Linked DNA regions of Homo sapiens: region 2 is linked to region 1. Evidence: chromatin loops called from intact Hi-C (ENCODE). Cell type or tissue: heart right ventricle. All regions are shown on one strand. Links, peaks and the distances in the headings refer to the core of each region. The heading gives the core; the rest is flanking DNA. Region 1 overlaps PTPRD (protein tyrosine phosphatase receptor type D). Region 2 overlaps PTPRD (protein tyrosine phosphatase receptor type D).

The links. Hi-C counts contacts between places; a loop is a spot of excess contacts. Peaks named below come from ENCODE experiments on the same cell type or tissue, not always from the same donor. Only the 100,000 strongest peaks of a DNase experiment are listed, where the experiment ranks them.
Region 2: it touches region 1 in a loop (2.8-fold over the local background); 2 of 110 quality-filtered maps call a loop at or near these places.

Annotation. Positions count from the first base shown.
Region 1 is chr9:8,822,759-8,827,161 of GRCh38, forward strand. All of the region lies in intron 11 of PTPRD (protein tyrosine phosphatase receptor type D), which reads right to left. Among named protein-coding and RNA genes, the nearest start is that of PTPRD-AS1, 33 kb to the right of the region's middle. In heart right ventricle, for the core only: no CTCF peak of the experiment used is centred there; no DNase peak of the experiment used is centred there.
Region 2 is chr9:8,658,054-8,662,456 of GRCh38, forward strand. All of the region lies in intron 12 of PTPRD (protein tyrosine phosphatase receptor type D), which reads right to left. Among named protein-coding and RNA genes, the nearest start is that of PTPRD-AS1, 200 kb to the right of the region's middle. In heart right ventricle, for the core only: no CTCF peak of the experiment used is centred there; a DNase peak (open chromatin) is centred at 2,538.

The DNA.
Region 1 (4,403 bases), core at 228-4,227:
CGCAGCTGACAATGGAACAGAACTGGAATCCAATTCTGTTAAACTTCAACCCCCTCCCATCCCCCAAAACCACCAGTGCTGCAGTCATTTACTTAAGCTACGGCAATTTAACAGGTTAGAAAGCAGAAAGGATTAACAGATTTCCATTCCTCCAAACTAAGCCCAGTGTTCACACAGCCCACACTGGAATCTTTCGAAAATAACATTTCTGGTCAAGTCAGTCCTCGGTATGAAATCTTCCAATGCTTTCCCATCTACAGCTGAAGAAAGTACAGAGGATCTAGTAAGACATTTAATACTCAGGGTTCTGTTTCCATTTTACTCAACAGCCCACACCCCACAGCCTCTTCTTGAAGCCCTCTTCTCTCCCGGTATTCTACTCTACTTTAATATCCTAGTTTTCTTCTTACCACTTGGGCCTGTTCTTTCTCAGGCTCCTTAGAAGTTTCACCCCCTTTGCCTGACCTCTAAATGTTCAGTGTTCCACTGAACCCCTTCTTAAAATTCCTGGATGATTTCATCCCTTCCCACAAAGCTTTAATTGCCATCTTTGGTTTCAATGATTCACAAACTTTTAACTCAACAGCAATTGTACCTTTGAACTACAGAATCATGTAATACATAGCCCTTCCCCACCTTGCATGCTTCATGGAAACCTTAAACCAATAGTTTCCAAGCTGATTTCCTTATCCGCCAGCAAGTTTATATGCCAGCCTTCCCCATCTCAAGAAATCACACCTTAGCTGGGTGTGGTGGTGGCGCGTGCCTGTAAGTCCCAGCAGCTCGAGAGGCTAAGGCGGGAAGATCACCTGGGCCAGGGAGGTCGAGACTGCAGTGAGCTGTGATCACACCACTGCACTCCAGCCTGGGGAAACAGAGTGAGACCCTGTTTCAAAAAAGGGAAGGGAAAGGGAAAAGGAAAGGGAAAGGAAAGGGAAAGGAAAGGAAAGGCGGAAGGAAGGAAACCATTTTGTTACAGGAAAGGAGTCTTGATCCAGACCCTAAGGGAGGGTTATTGGATTTTGCGCGAGAAAAGATTAACGGTGAGTTTGCAGTGCAAAGTGAAAGCAAGTTCATTAAAAAAGTAAAAGAATAAAAGAATGGCTACTTTATAGACAGAGTAGTCCCAAGGGCTGCTGGTTGCCCATTTTTATGGTTATTTCTTGATGATATGCTAAACAAGGGGTGGATTATTCATGTCTTCCCTTTTTAGATTGTATAGGGTAACTTCCTGATGTTGCCATGGCATTTGTAAACTGTCATGGTGCTGGTGGGAGTGTAGCAGTGAAGACAACCAGAGGTCACTCTTGTCGCCACTTTGGTGTTGGTGGGTTTTGGCTGGCTCCTTTACTGTTACCTTTTATTAGCAAGGTTTTCATGGCCTGTATTTTGTGCTGACCTTTTATCTTATCCTGTGACTTAGAATGCCTTAATCGTCTGGGAATGCAGCCCAGTGGGTCCTAGCCTCATTTTACCCAGCTTTTATTTAAGATGGAGTTGCTGTGGTTAGCACACCTTTGACATTTCCCCTCTCCCTTTTATAAGAGAACCTTTGATCCTAAGGGTTGCCCAGGGACAAAGATCTATTTTTTGTAACTTTTTTAGGCCAAATAGGGGCGATGATATTTTGGCCTAACTATGGGGGTCTCTTGCATTCACGGTAGAGAAGAGCTTCGTTAGAAAGTGTTAGTATGGTAAGGTTTATTTATAACTTTTGAGTTTTGACAAAAGGTGGTATCTGTAAGATTAGTTAACTGTTTAATAAAACATTCAGTAAGCTTGTTTTGTATTCTTATACAAAGAGTATAACAGTAATATATTTCACAAGAGTAAAGCAAAATAAGTTATTTTAAGTAAACTAAATTAGAAGGCTTTTTATGAACTGGGCAACTGTTGGAACTAAGCTGATACCGGGTTGTCAGCTGATTGTAATGTGCCCAGAATTAGAATACTGATCCAGATTTTTACATTACTTATTCCTTTTGGTTTTTTTTGAGCAGCAGTTAGAGATCACTGGTTGGTTCACAGGAATAAGCAGGGTTTGCTGAAATTGCAGAAATAAGCTTAGAAACAACTAATGAGACTAGAATTTAATAACAAGTATAGTATAGTTCTTGAAACGTAGTATTTTTCCCAGTTTTCCATTTTCACTAAAGATAAATTATGGTAAGACTGATTTGCTTTATTATACTTGGCCTGATTATTTGTATAAAGTGCAGTAAGAATAATTATTTTTTACATAGGCTTTTTAAAAATTGGCTTTGATGGAACTTTGTTTCATAGAAGGAATTTTAGATAAGACTTTTTTAAAGCTGAGCCCTGCCATGAGTTTGTACCTTTAAATATTTATGAGTTGGGTAAATTTCTTTCTTTTTGAGGTCCCAAGATAACTTGTGGTTTCTGGACCTGTTAGAAAGTGATATTTTTTATTTGGCACAGGTTAGAAACCCTGTATAGGGACTGTTTTAGGCAAGGTATGTGGCCAGTTTTCTAAAGGGTTTTTATTGGCTTTACAAGTTAAGTTTGATAACTTAAAGGAAAGTACACCATTTTAGTTAAAGCCTTGGTAAAATAACCAATTTTTAAAATTGTGTCCTGTGACAAAAGAAAACAGATGTTTATTGCACTCATGTAAATAACTATATTGTCATAAGAATGCTTACAACTAGTTTTTAAAATTCTGAAAAAATGAGGTAGAGAGAAATAAATATGCTCTAAATTTTTTTATAGGAGTACACTTAACTGTTAAAAGCTGTAATAGCTTAAAAGAAAAGGTTCCTTGACTTTGAAAAATAAAAGATTAGCAACGTTTTAAGCAAAGTTTAAAAGAGAGGGTTCTTGGATTTTGGCAAGAAAGAATTCATGGTGAGTTCGCAGTGTAAAGTGAAAGTAAGTTTATTAAGAAAGTAAAGAAATAAAAGAATGGCTACTTTATAGACAGAGCAGCCATGAGGGCTGCTGGTTGCCCATTGTTATGGTTATTTCTTGAAGAAATGCTAAACAAGGGGTGGATTATTCATGCCTCCCCTTTCTAGACCATATAGAGTAACTTCCGACATTCCCATGGCATTTGCAAACTGTCATGGCGCCAGTGAGAGTGTAGCAGCAAGGATGAGCAGATGCCACAATTGTTGCCATTTTGGTGTTGGTGGGTTTTGGCCAGCTCCTACTGTAACCTGTTTTATCAACAAGGATTTTATGGCCTGTATTTTGTACTGACCTTTTATCTTATCCTGTGACTTAGAATGCCTTGTCTGGGAAGGCAGCACAGTAGATCTTAGCCTCATTTTACCCAGCTTTTAAGATGGAGTTGCTCTGGTTCACAGGCCTCTGACAATTCACAGATAAAGGCCTGTATCTGTCCTCAATTTCTTCCCAATCTTCCTCCTCCTCCACACCCTTAACTCAATCAGTTGGAAATCCTGTAGTCATTGCCACCACCATCTCTCATCCAGACTACCTATAATAGCTTCCTAAATGGCCTTCCTATTTCTACTCTTGTTACCTCCCAATCTATTCCTTACAAAGCATCCAGAATAATTTATATATTTTTTAAATCCATTGTTTCACCCCTCAGCCTACAATCCCTCCCATGGTCTCCTATTGTGCCTTAAATGAAATCCAATCTCATTACCAAAGCCCTGAGCCATCAGACCTCCTGACCATTTTTCTCCAATCTTAATCACTTTTGACTCACCCAGTCCACCACCCTCCAGCCCTGCTGGCCTCCCTTCCGTTCACCACACAGTTATTTCCTGCCTTTTATCCTTCATACGTGCTGATACCAGCTACCCATATCCAACTGATTCCTTCTCATCCTTCAGGTCTTTACTTAAATGTACAAGACCAAGATTCCAAGACTGCAGGCACCATCTTTTTTTTTTTTTCTATATAGTGCTTATCCAATTTGCAATTGTGTATTCATCCATTATTTTACTCTCCTGCTGGACGGTAAGCCCCTTAATGGCAAGCATAGTATCTCTTCTGATCACCAGTAAATGCCCAGTGTTTAGCATGATGCCTGACAAACAGAAGAAATTCTACAAATATTAAAATTTAGAGCCTTGCGTGGTCTGGTCTCTGACAACTTCTCCCAACTCTCTAACCCCACACACTGGTTCTCATCATATCTTTAAAAAAGCTTATGGGATACCCAATGAGCACGATTCCTTGACACATGTTTCTCCTTCTGCCTGGGATGCTCTTTCTCCCCTTGTTTAAACTGGCAGATTTCTTCTCACTCTTTCAGTCAAACTCTAGTGTCTTTCTACCCCTACACACACACATATAACACACACACACACTACACACACCCTCATGGTTCAGAGTAGACTTGATTAATTCCTCTTCTCTAGGCTCACTACACTTCTGATAAAATATTATCATACTAAATTGCTAAAAAA
Region 2 (4,403 bases), core at 199-4,198, 160 kb before region 1:
CTTTTATCTCTCCCCGAAATAACTGAATTGAGAGAATAATGCAGAAAATGTAGAAGTTAAACTGATTCTTTTCAGCTTATTTGGACCCTAACATGTTGCCTAATTACAATAGCAGTGAACACCCACAGATAACATGTATAACAGATTTTATGGGAATTAAAGGAGCTCTATAAAGGACTGATGTTTTCTTAAGCCTATTATTATGGAAGTTTATATGTAAATAGCAATTTAATTTTTAAAATCCTTACTACTAGTTGCAATAAATGTTCAATATTTGGTAAATTAACAAGTGCTATATGAGAACCACTGTGAGTCCCTCTCAGAACTCACATTGTGTCCTATTAAATTGTTCTGACCTTTCCCATTAAGGCAATTTTTCCCACAAAGGACATATTGAGAGCTTCAATGAGCAGTTTTTAATAAGTTAACTATCAAGAAAGATATTTTTCTATTAGTACCAGTAGCCAATATGTCTATTTTTAAAAAATGATTTCAGTATTTCCTCCAAGAGGACTAGATTCTCTCATACGTATCCTCAGAGATCCACAAAATAATATGAATTTGGCCCCATAATTAGTTTTGCAATTTTGTGCAGCATCTAGATAAAAGCACATTTGGAAAAAAAAAAAAAAAAAGGTGAAGACAAGTCAGAAATTCTCCTTTTTTTGTCCTTTTTTTGTATCTAGATGGAAACACTACCCTAGCTACAAAGGATGAGGCGGTATCTATTTCTACCATTGTAGAGTATTTCCTTCAAGAAGGCTGGAATACTACATTTCCTTGATACGGAATCCCTGATATATAAAATGACCAACATAAATAAATACAATTGCAATGGATATCTAGACAATTAACTAAAATGCTAATGAGGCTCCAAAATCCAGCTTTAGTGCCAATTTTTACATAGCATCTCCTCTAATCGTTCATGATTATATTTTTGCCGCAGGCCCTTTGCTTCCTTCATCCTTAGGAAGCCTTGAACTTATTCTCATCCTTCAACAATGTCAAAAGAAGTAACTGGAAAAAAAAAAAGTGACAAAATCAAGAAGGACACTGTGCCATTCCTTTGAAGCAGAACATTTCTGAATGAGAGGGGCATGATAATTATGCCTCTCAGATGCATATCCACATTTTTGCTAGCCATGGTCCTTGAGGATTTGGAGACATTTTTAAAATGAATTTCTTCAAGTGAATGCTGAGACACTTTGGCTGCAAGAATCTCAGGAGACTGTGTTGGCCAGATGGTGGCTACCATGCCAGAGAAGTCACAAAATGTTCCAGCTGAAAACTGATTTAAGACAAGGCAACAATTCCATATTTTATGAGCCAAAATATTACACTATCCCATCAAGAGTCCTCCAGATTCCAACCTGTTGTTATCACCATGACCATCAGTATTTTCAAATACTACTACTAAATAAAAACCAGTCAAGAGGAAAGGTTTCTAACCCTCTCCATCCAGGAATATATCTTTGAAGGTTTCTATCACTTCTAACTTATTTTACACCATGTTCTGAAGTAACAAGCTATCTAAAGTTTAAATACCAGTAGAGTGGATTCCCATCTGTGGGGTCTTGGACCAAGAAGAGGGTACAGAAGTAATTGATTGGGGCAAATAGAAAAGGAAGGAAATCCTTAAAGCAAATATGGGGCTGTTCACAGCCATTTCATCATTTTACAGGGATCTGTTTGAGAATAAAGAAGGATTCCAAATTTAAAAATTTTCTACCTATGGTTTTAGATGTCACTACAATTAATATCAACGTTCTCTAAATTATTAGAATCATTCCTCTTCAATGATGATATTTGATCTAGAGAAAGAATATTATCATGGCAGTGTAAAGGAATTATTCACCAATGAAGAATAAATGTAGAGAGAGAGAGAGAGACTGGTTCAAAAGATAATGCAATATCATACCTATTATAAGAAAAAGAATTGTTCAAAACAACTTCATCCAAATTGGTGGAGACACCCTCTGTTCCTCAGGTACAAAAATGTGTAACATAGTCATTACCACTTCCTAATGAATTGCAAATGTGTTTTTCAGAAATTATTTTCCCAAAAAGCAAACATACCCACCTCAGTTTCCCCAAATATTAACCACATTTGGTTGAAATCTTTCTGAAATATAGCATGTACATGCTCTTGTCTTACACAGGCACATATCCTATAGAAGAATCAATAATCTAAGCTAAGCAATAATAGCCATACACGTAACAGGGATTTATTTTTTACCATCACAAATATTTAAAGGTTATAGGACTTGCATGTATTATTTGTTTTCCTTTTCCGCTTTTGATTCTGTGTGGCTCCGTTCGTAACAGTGCTTTGAGGGTTAAGCCCACTGGTGGCAGATGACTGGGTCAGATGCATTCAAAAAGATAACACTTATCCAAATTAGTTGGAGTCATAAAAAACACTGTTTCTCACATTCCTGTCTCCTATTACTGAGTCTGCTTTATTGGTTACTGATCTTTGGCTCCCATTTTCAGTTATGCCTCCAGGATCCTCCCCAGCTGGCTCCCAGCCCCTCAGTGAACTTCTCCTTTTGACCCTGGCAGACTGCCATGATTCCACCTCTGAAACCACAAACTAAACTGGACTTGTTCTTTCTTCTGCAATGACTTCACATACTCTGCATTTGGTCCTGCTAAGCCCTATATTGTATCAGGCAGAGCAATCAAAAAGCAAACCTCAAAGAAGTAAGGTTTTATATACAAGGACTCTTGACTTTCCACTTACTCTTTACCTTTTTAAATTTCATTCCTTCCATCAACTTACAGGACCTTCCACAACCTGACAGTTGTCCTGGATAGCAGTAACAGTGAGCAATATGACTCCCTAAAAACTAACCTTCATATGGCATCTCAGACCTCAGAAAATCACATGAGATTTATCATTTAACTGAGACACACACACACACAAACACTTGCACTCACTCTGGCTATGAAAGAGCTTGTATCATTTCCCTTTTGCAGATGATGAATCTGAGGCTTATTGTTCTCAAAATCAGACATTTTTCTGGTTATAGAACAGTCCCAAGTTCAGATATTGTATCTATAAATACCCTGCTCTTTTTCATATGCCAGACCCTTACAAGCTGAAGAGACAAAAATGCTCTGGACATAAAGATCTACCTGGCCTGAGGACACTAAAAAGAATCAAACCTTATTATAATGGTCAGAGAAAATCCTAAAGGAGAAATCGCCTCTTCATCATGGTCAATACACAGTTCAGCCCAGGAATATGATTCACTGTTCTAAATTGCATTGTCAAGTATTCAAAATCAGTCTCTTATTTCTCATTACCAATTATAGCAGAAGGTTGTATTTATAGTGGGGGCATTTCCACATCTAGTATCAAGGCAGTACTATGCCTGACATATAGAAAAAATGACTTTGTATTCCAAAGGGAAATTTTAATGTCTAGGAACAATAAAAGTGTTAGAATATAAAATGTTTACAAAGAAATAAAAAGTTCACTTTAAAAGTTTAACACAGGTAAGAATAGCTGTAATTTTACAACACTTGTTCCTTTTCACTAACGTTTAAAAATTTTGTGCATGAAAGCAGAAAACAAAAAATTGCAATACCATCAGCAATTATATTCTACTATTACTCTGCCATATGCTGAGAAAAGCAAGATAAGAATGTTGATTTATACTTTCACAGTTATTTCTGTGTTTGTGTTTTATTTCTCCAACCATTGACACTTATTGAGTGCTTGTGACCTATGCAGTTATAGTAAAGTAAAAATGAAAAATCTCCTCCTGGTTAATTCTAAAACTTCATAGCATTTTGTACATTTCACTAAATATTGAAAGGGACAGCTAATTAAGTATTTGGTCTACAACACGGATCTATTTATTTATTTATTTACCCATTCATTCATTCATTCACTCATTCATTCTACAGGTAAAGCCTTGCTACGTTGCCCAGGCTGGTCTTAAACCTCCGGGTTCAAGTGATCTTCTACCCTCAGCCTCCTGAGTGGCTGGGACTCCATATGCATACCACCAGAGCCAACTTTTTTTTGTTTTGTTTTTCATAGAGCTTTTCAAAACCTACAGAAGAACAATAACTTATGAGGATTTGATGTATTTTACATAAGTGAGAGACAACCAAGTCACAACTGCATGTTTAATTACATAAATGTATATGAAGAGCACCGAGGTTCAAACTCTCAAAAGGAAGATCAAAATCGGTCCCTACATTTGTTACTGGGGAAACGGGGTCACTGCTATGTTGGAAAACAAACAAACAAACAAACAAACAAACAAAGGTCAGACTCCAAGAACAGGATGACAAGAGAATGCTTGAGGAAGAACACCAATCTTGGGATCAAGAGACAAGGAAGCATCTCTGCTGCTGGTTATGTTCATGGTATGGTCTGGGTACAACAG